Linked DNA regions of Homo sapiens: region 1 is linked to region 2. A link is a loop called in an ENCODE intact Hi-C map of the cell type or tissue named here. Cell type or tissue: K562. All regions are shown on one strand.

Evidence for each region. Peaks named below come from ENCODE experiments on the same cell type or tissue, not always from the same donor. Only the 100,000 strongest peaks of a DNase experiment are listed, where the experiment ranks them.
Region 1: a loop joins it to region 2, with 2.2 times the contacts of the local background. A loop is called at or near these places in 3 of 110 quality-filtered maps.

Annotation. Positions count from the first base shown.
Region 1 is chr21:30,742,476-30,747,475 of GRCh38, forward strand. KRTAP21-2 (keratin associated protein 21-2) reads right to left here and starts at 4,784. Exons shown (of 1, transcript NM_181617.3): 1 at 4,319-4,784. The coding sequence starts at 4,727. The coding sequence ends at 4,476. It also overlaps the pseudogene KRTAP21-4P. RefSeq lists an enhancer at 1-248. In K562, no CTCF peak of the experiment used is centred here; no DNase peak of the experiment used is centred here.
Region 2 is chr21:30,503,682-30,508,681 of GRCh38, forward strand. No RefSeq gene overlaps it. Among named protein-coding and RNA genes, the nearest start is that of KRTAP19-5, 4.0 kb to the left of the region's middle. In K562, a CTCF peak has its summit at 2,133; no DNase peak of the experiment used is centred here.

The DNA.
Region 1 (5,000 bases), 240 kb after region 2:
GCCATATCCATAGCCATAGCCACAGCCATAGCCATATCCATAACCATAGCCAGAGCCATATCCACAACCATATCCAGAACCACAATCATATCCACAGACAGAACCCCAGGCAGAGCCATATCTGCATATGTCCTCTTAGATCTGCCTTTGCTGCATCCCAACGTTTTGGTATGTTATGCTTTTATTTTCGTTTGTTTCAAGATATCTTTAGTTTTCCTTTCTTTTTATTCTTGACTCATTTGTTGTTTATGATGATGTTGTTTAGTTTTCATATATCTGCACATTTTCCAAAATTCCTTCCATTATTGATTTGTTGATTCAAACCATTGTGGTTGGAAAAGATACTTAATATAATCACAGTCTTCCTAAATATATTAAGACCTGTTTTGAAACACATTTCAAAACAACAAAAGAAAACTTAAATATGTTAAGACTTCTTTTGAAGCATGTTTTCTGTGTTTTGAGCAGAATTGTATTCTGCTGCTGTTGGATGAAATGTCCTATATACGCCTATTAGGTCCATTTGCTCTAAAGTATAGTTCAGATCTAATGGTTACTTACCTATTTTCTATCTGAATAATCTGTTCATTGATGAAAGAATAATAATAATAATAGTATAATAAAATACAATAATAAAATAATAGTAATATTACATTGTAAATGTCTCTTCAACTATATTAATATTTGCTTTACATTTTTAGGTGTTTGACATTGGGTACATATGTGTTTATAATTGTTATGTCTTCTTGATGAGTTAATCCATTTACCATTATATACTGACTTTCTTTTCCTTGTTTTACAGTTTTTTTTAATTCAAAGTCTAATTTATTTGATATATGTATATGGTCTTTTTTTGTTTCAATTTGCATGGAATACCTTTTTCCATCCTTGTTCTTTCAATCTATATGTGTCCTTAAAAGCAACGTGAGTTTCTTGTAGGCAACATTTAGTTGGGTCTTTGTTTATATATATACGGATATATATATATATGAATATATATACGAATATATATATATGAATATATATACGAATATATATACGAATATATATACGAATATATATACGTATATATATACGTATATATACACGAATATATATACGTATATATACGAATATATACGTATATATATACGAATATATACGAACATATATACGAACATATATACGAACATATATATGAACATATATATATGAACGTATATATGAATATATATATATGAACGTATGTATGAATATATATATGAACGTATGTATGAATGTATATATGAATATATATATGAATGTATATATGAATATATATATGAATATATATATGAATATATATATGAGCATTTTCTTGTTTTCTGGGTGTTTTGTAGATCTTTTCTTTCCTCCTCTCTGCTGTCTTCCATTGTAATTAGATAACGTTTTTCTACTGATATATGCATTCCACAGTGAGTACTTCCTGGGATCCCTTCAATAACTGAAATAGATCCCACACATTATTGCAGTAATATCTTACCACTCTAATGAGCGCTTCTGCAAGGGTATTACTAATCTGTTGTCTTTCTTTCTCCTGCTTTGGAAACCATTTTCTGCATGGACTCCCAGAAATCATTTAAAACTTGATCTAACAGTAGGTTAGCCTCAAAACTCATGTGAAACCTTACATTCTTCTTCCTAACTCTATAATAAAATTGAGTATTATTTCTTGGCATTATAGGCCATATCATTCTTATCCAGCTTGCCTACAACTAACATTCAATGATCCTTTACATATACAATCACAGAATTTCAAAGTAGAAGTGAATGATGTGGATAATTTAATTAGGTCCACGTTCAGAGTGCAGAATTACTCAGAATTTTCTAGGGGGTGGAGATACAAATTATTCAATAACTTCAGGATAGGGATGCTAACAAGACAACTTATTCCATCTTCATACTGTGTTAGCCATTTGAAAAGTGTCTTATTTTTTTAAGTCTTCCTGTCTTTAAATTCTATCCATTGGACCTAGTTGTCTTCAGTGAAAAAACAAACCAGAATAAACCTAATTCTGTATCACACATATACCTTCCCTGCAAAACCTTTTAAAAATGCTAAGAAATATAAACATAAATCAAGCATAGTACAAAGTCCAGAGACCAACTCTTGTATATGTGATAAAATCATAGACTAACGATGGTCACCACCAATCAGTTACAAATGGTGAGCTGTTTAGTAGGTGGTGCTGGAGAATCTAGCTTAATATAATGAAAAATGAAACTGGACCACCATATATAGAGGTGGACTCCAGGTGGATTAATGATCAAAGAGTGAAATGTAAAAATTTTCAATTGACAGATGTAGAATATCAATGAAATAAAGATAATATGTATCATCTTTTAAATAACTAAAAAGTCAGAAATTACAGTTTGCAATGTGGTGCAATTATGCACACTATTAACAAAAATAAACAAATGACAGTTTGTGAGATTTTTCCAGTGTCAAAAATAACAAGGGAATTTTATTAGGATTATACAATAAATGCCTACAAATCAATAAGAAAGAGACAGACACTTCTGTTTAGAAAATGAGCAAAGGATGTGGAAGAGAAAACATTAAGGATAACACATATGGAAAGAAAATTGTTCACACCCATTAATAATAAGAGATACATAAATTAAAACAGCAAGATGATATCTTTGTCACTGTGCAAACAAGCAACATTAGCATGTTAGAGTAAACAAATATTGTTACATATGTGAGGACAGATTTTGGGATTGACTTTCATAGAAGCCCATAAGGGTCACGTGTTCATTGCAGCAATGTTGTGCTGAAGAAGAGCTGGGTGTGATTATGTGTGCATCACCGAGATAGCAAAAGGCAAAATCTTGTGTATTAGCCACGTGAAGTATCATATGGCAATGAGAAATAATAGTCTAAATGTACACGTAGTAGCATAAATGAATCATTCACTGCAATTGTGCTGAAAGAAAAGGGGTTTTAAAAAATATATATAATAATACAATTTAAATAGGTTGAAAATATATAGTAGAATGGCCAACTTTTGGGGGATACTGACAAGATGAAAAGGGGTATTGCATATAAAATAATAAATAACAAGGTGTTTATGAATGAGAGATGAGTGTGAGAATGGAAATAAAAGATAAATGTAAGAGAATAAATAAATTACTCTGTTAGACAAAAAAAAATAGAAAAAGGGAAAAGAGCTATGTGTGGACAAACAGTAATATGATATAAATAGGACAGTATATTAAGCTCAAACCTCTACACTTGAAGGAAAAAAATGAGTGAAGTCATAAATTGTACCCCTTCCCAAACTCAAATTGCTGTAGGAACATATGGCCATTTACCTGAGGTTTTGCTTCCTCAGTCTTTTGTCCTTTCCTCTTGATCCCAAAGACCTACATACTTTGGGCACACATGATTGCTGACTAGCAGAACCCCTGAACACCTTTTTGTTCTTTACACACCTTTAGCTAAGAGTGGTCACAGTACACATGTGTACAAACAAGGGCAGTCAAAATTCTTCCAGGAAGAGTGTCCCTTCCCAAATAAGAGGACAAAGTTTTAAAAGACCTGATGCTCTTCATCATTTGTCCTTACTTGTGCAGAATGTTGGTCATACACAGCAACCACTTTAAAACCATGAGTATGAAAGTCACACAGAAAGGGTGGGGAGTGGGAACATAAAAGAGCCCTGATCCTTTCTCACCATCTTGAGCACTTGTAGGAGACTTATCTGCTTAGTCTAAGATTTCTTGTTTTACATATTTCAAAAGCTATTAACATTAAATTAATATTGTTGCCTCTTAATTACCTTGACTTAAGCTCAAACAAGATAGTCATTGCTGAACTAGTGCATTAACCTCATGAGTAGATCCCCTGTCTCATTCTTGGTTCTATTCTAATTCTTTTTTCATGCATATTTTAAAATTTTGAGCTTAATATTTGTGTTCATGTTTAAATAAAAATGTAAAGAGTTAACATACAAGGAATTAAGAAATATGTAAAACACAAGTATTTGGATTCAACCAATAAAATAACGTTGTCTTATTTAAAGTTGTGGTCACACAGCTTTTGAGGAAGCCACAAAACCTCAAATTAAGGAGACATTAAGGAGACCAGACTTCTTAGTGAGTAAGGCCTTTTATTAAGAAAATTCTATTTTTTTTCCATTTTAGTATGCTCCAATTATATAGTCCTCTTGTGTTTCAGCAAATAGTCATGGCACAAAGATTCAGAAAAAGATGTAAGAGCTTACATTAGAAAATTACACTAGAAAATTAATCAGAATAAAATCTCCTCTCTTCAGCGATGTGATGAAACTACTCAGTCTCCATCCACTGCCAACAGCTTCTCTTATATGCATTCAGATAGTCAGGTGACCATAGTCAACCTTTACTTAGATGTGAAGATAATGGGTAGGGGAGATTTCAATTGAACTTGATCTTGGAGAGGTCATTGCAAAGCCAAGGATGACCTGTAGTGATGATTAGTAGCAAGAGGAATAGCATCTTCTGTAGCAAAGTGGTCGGTAGCCACAGCAGCTAGAGCTGTATCCACAGCCATATCCACAGCCAGAGCCGTATCCACAGCCATAGCCACAGCCAGTTCCATAGCCAGAGCCATATCTACAGCCAGAGCCGTATCCACAGCCATAGCCACAACCATATCCACAGCCGGAACTCCAGCCAGAGCCATATCCACAGCCCCCACAGCAGTTTCTGTAGTAGTTGCAACACATGATTTCAGGAGGTTAGATTTCAGTTGAGGTGTAGGAGGATATTTCTGAAGTGTGACTGTCCTCTACTCTTCTAAGACCTTTATATACTTCCAGGGATGCATGGGTCATCCTCACATGGGCTCTATTTGCTCATTTTATAATCATCTGCCTAAAATGAGCTCATTCTGTGTACATCTACTTTCTTTGGAATTCATAATTTGCTTATGACTTCCCTAGGAATATTTTTATGCCTGAAAAGAAAACAAATATACAAGTTCTAAACACACAAGCTTA
Region 2 (5,000 bases):
TCAATAACAACTTAATTGTACATTTTAAAATGTCTTGAGTAAAATTAGACTGTTTGTTAACTCAACAGATAAATACTTGAGGGGATGGGTTTTTTAAAATGTACTCCAACTCCTATGGCTTTCTGAAATTTAAAAGGTATCCTAAAATAGAAATTGTCTTCAAAGTTTTCAAAATAAAGGCACCATGGTGAAATGGCACAGAATAGAGAAACATATGTAAAGAAATTTGCCCTGGGCTTCATAGAGTTCCTCAGCTGACTTTGTTGAATTAGTGAAACAGATACAACATTGAGACCACTCTTGATTAATCTCCATGCAGCACCTGTCTCTTGGCTTCGACAACTAAAAATTCATTTAATTTACATGACTTTGAACATGCTGGTGAGTTTTTGTGAGATTTATAAGTATTTTATCAAACATAAATTTCCTAAAAGGAATGCTTCAGTTCTTCTAAGCAACAGACTAGGGAATTAAAAATTGTTTATTGAAGAAATTCTAAGTAAATTGACAGTAACTGCCACAGCAACCACAATCTGTGCACAACCCTGACTACGCCTTAGTGAGCTACCTTTTTAAGACAGAAAAATAGCTCAATAAGTCTTTCCATTTATAGAGTAGGATTTAATCCAATATTTGCTACATTTCTTTTATCCAAATATTGGTTCATTCTTATTTCTCATCTGAACTTGAAACAGTCAATAAGCTGAGTTCTCAGTGAGTCCTTTTGAAGCCATAAAATCACAAATAACTCAAAATCACAAATAACTATATTAAGGATACCACAGTTTGTCCATATAAATCAGCCTGATAATGTAAGAGTGTTTAATAGCTAATTTTTGTTTGGGATGCATAAACAATGCATACATCTGAGATATAAAACCAAACAAGATATAAATGGAAAACCTCAATAGCCAAATAAGAATTAGAATGTTTTAAAGAAATAGACTATGTGATAATTTTCCACAAGACCAATTAATGATCGTAAGCAGTAAATGATTAATACTAAAATAAAATATATAAATCTACATATTTTATATACAAAATATATAGAACAAATATTTTGTCCTTTTTTCGAAGTGAACAAATAGTAAAATGAAAGCATCCATTGTAAAATGAAGACATATATTCATTTGTAGTGATATTGGTTTTATGCTGAAAGAGATTGTTAGACTCAAAGTCGATTAGACCCAAAGTTGATAGAACAATGATGTTTTATATTTTCTCCTTCTTTTCACTTTTAGGAAGTTTACTTTGGAATATATGCTTAATAACTTTATGATAATGGATAAGGAAGAAGAAAATATGTTCTTACTTGGGATAAGTAGTAACTTTTACCTGGAAAGAAAGAAAGCTTTTGTTATAAATTCCAAAGACTTCGTTTAACTCAGACACAAACTAATAATATATAAAAATGTAAGTTACAAAAATATGTTAATATTGAATTATACCAGCAATGCCACAAGTGCTTTTTCTCATTATAATTATACTGATCTTTCTTTTAATTGCAAATTTTTAATACTTTTACTCAGGCTGGGAGGATATTTACCTGTATGAGAATAGAGCAGTTTCATCTGAAATTCAGTTATAGGGTCAAAATTCCTTTAATGAAATTACCAAAATTTATCTACCTTGCCCTCCCCTGTGAAGGTACAGCATCTAAAGAGAGAAATAACAAGATTTGTCTGAGTTGTTTGTTCATATTTCATCTTTACATTGCATAAACAAACCCAAGTATTTCTCATAAAAATAAATAATCTTGAGAATTGAGCTTATTTGTTCTGTTTTTGCCTTCAAGTAAAGCTAAGTTAGCAATTCAGAAATGTATTATATATAACAAAATAAAAGTTAACAAGAAAAATTTTAAAAACAACAGCAACAAAACATAGTTAATCTAAGAGATGAAATTAGTCTCCATATACTCTGCTCCAAAATTGAAACCATCCACAGTATTATTACAAGAACTTTCCAGATGGCATTCAGATTTGGAATTATGCAGTGAAAGAGACTCAGAATGATGGACTAGAGCATTAGGTTCAGGTGAACTGCTTTCTGGTCTTGATTCTGACACTTAGATTTTAACTCTAGGCATCACTTAACTGTTCGGCATTTCCTCACCTGTACTATAGGGGGCAGCACGGTACAATCTGTAATAATCTAACGTTTGGTCCAGCTCTCACTTCTTTTGTCCTTGTATTATTGAATTTCCCCAGGAAGGGGTCCAGTTTCAGTTTCTGCAAATGGCTAGCCAGTTTTCCAAGCATCATTTATTAAATAGGGAATCCTTTCCCCATTGCTTGTTTTTGTCAGGTTTGTTGAAGATCAGATGGTTGTAGATGTGTGGTGTTATTTCTGAGGTCTGGGTTTTGTTCTATTAGTGTGTATATCTGTTTTGGTACCAGTACCATGCTATTTTGGTTGCTGTAGCCTTGTAGTATAGTTTAAAGTCAGGTAGCGTGATGTCTCCAGCTTTGTTCTTTTTGCTTAGGATTGTCTTAGCTATGCAGGCTCATTTCTGGTTCCATATGAAGCTTAAAGTAGTTTTTTCCAATTCTGCTGAGAAAGTCAATGGTAGCTTGATGGGAATAGCATTGAATCTATAAGTTACTTTGGGCAGTATGGCTATTTTCATGATATTGATACTTCCTATCATGAGCATGGAATGTTTTTCCATTTCTTTGTGTCCTCTCTTGTTTCCTTGAGTACTGGTTTGTAGTTTTCCTTGAAGAGGTCCTTCACGTCCCTTGTAAGTTGTAATCCTAGCTATTTTCTTCATTTTGTAGCAGTTGTGAATGGGATTTCATTTACGATTTGGCTCTCTGCTTGTCTGTTGTTGGTGTATAGGAATGCTTGTGATTTTTGCACAATGATTTTCGATCTTGAGACTTTGCTAAAGTTGTTTATCAGCTTAAGGAGTTTTGGGGCTGAGACGATGGGGTTTTCTAAATACAGAATCATGTCATTTGCAAAGAGAGACAATTTGACTTCCTCTATTCCTATTTAAGTAGCCTTTATTTCTTTATCTTGCCTGATTGCCCTGGCCAGAACTTCCAATACTATGTCAAATAGGAGCAGTGAGAGAGGGCATCCTTGTTTTGTGCTGGTTTTCAAAGGGAATTCTTCCAGCTTTTGTCCATTCAGTATGATATTGGCTATGGGTATCTCACAAATAGCTCTTATTATTTTGAGATATGTTCCATCAATACCTAGTTTGTTAAGAGTTTTTAACATGAAGGGATGTTGAATTTTATCGAAGACTTTTTCTACATCTATTGAGATAATCATGTGGTTTTTGTCATTGGTTCTGTTTATGTGACAGATTACGTTTATTGACTTGCATATGGTGAACCAGCCTTGCATCCCATGGATGAAGCCGACTTGATCATGGTGGATAAGCTTTTTGATGTGCTGCTAGATTCAGTTTGCCAGTATTTTGTTGAGGATTTTTGCATCGATGTTCATCAGGGATAATGGCCTGAAATTTTTTTTTTTTGTTATGTCTCTGCCAGGTTTGGTATCGGGATGCTGCTGGCCTCATAAAATGAGTTATGGAGGAGTCTTTCTTTTTCTATTGTTTGGAATAATTTCAGAAGGAATGGAACCAGCTCTTCTCTGTACCTCTTGTAGAATTTGGCTGTGAATCCATCTGGTTCTGGGCTTTTTTTGGTTGGTAGACTATTAATTACTGCCGCAATTTCAGAAGTTGTTATTGGTCTTTTCAGGGATTTAACTTCTTCCTAGTTAAGTTTTGAGAGCATGTGTGTGTATAGGAATATATCCATTTCTTCTAGATTTTTTAGTTTATTTGTGTAGAGGTTTTTATTGTATTCTCTGATTGCAGTTTGTATTTATGTGAGATCAGTGGTGATATCCCCTTTATCATTTTTTATTGTGTCGATTTGATTCTTCTCTCTTTTCTTCTTTATTAGTCTAGCTAGTGGAATATCTAATTTGTTAATTTTTTTTCAAAAAACCAGCTCCTGGATTCATTGATTTTTTTCATGGGATTTTTGTGTCTCTATCTCCTTCAGTTCTGCTCTGATCTTAGTTATTTCTTGTCTTCTGGTAGCTTTTAAATTGGTTTGCTCTTGCTTCTAAGTTATTTGCCTAGCAGGAAACATAGGCAATACCATTCAGGACAGAGACATGGGCAAAAACTTCATGACTAAAACACCAAAAGCAATTGCAACCAAAGCCAAACTTGACAAACGGGGTATAGTTAAACTAAAGAGTTTCCTCACAGCAAAAGAAACTAGAATCAGAGTGAACAGGCAGTGGGAGAAATTTTTTGCAGTCTACCCATCTGACAAATGTCTAATATCCATAATCTACAAGTAACTTAAACAAATTTACGAGAAAAAAACAAACAACCCCATCAAGAAGTGGGCAAAGGATATGAACAGACACTTCTCCAAAGAAGACATTTATGCGGCCAACAAACATATGAAAAAAAGCTCATCATCACTTATCATTAGAGAAATGCGTATAAAAATCATTATGAGATACCACCTCCCACCTGTCAAAATGGCGATTATTAAAAAATCAGGAAACAATAGATGCTGGCGAGAGTGTGGAGAAATAGGAACACTTTCACACTGTTGGTGGGAGTGTAAATTATTTCAACCATTGTGGAGAACAGTGTGGTGATTCCTGAAGGATCTAGAACCAGTAATACCATTTGACCCAGCAACCCCATTACTGGGTGTATACCCAAAGGATTATAAATCATTCTACTATAAAGACACATGCACACGTATGTTTATTGCAGCACTACTTAATAGCAAAGACTTGGAACCAATCCAAATGCCCATCAATGATAGACTGGATGAAGAAAATGTGGTACATATAAACCATAGAATATTATGCAGCCATAAAAAATAATGAGATCATGTCCTTTCCAGCGACATGGATGAAGCCGAAAGCCATTATTCTCAGCAAACTAACACAGGAGCAGAAAACCAAACACTGCATTGTTCTCACTCACAAGTGGGGGTTGAACAATG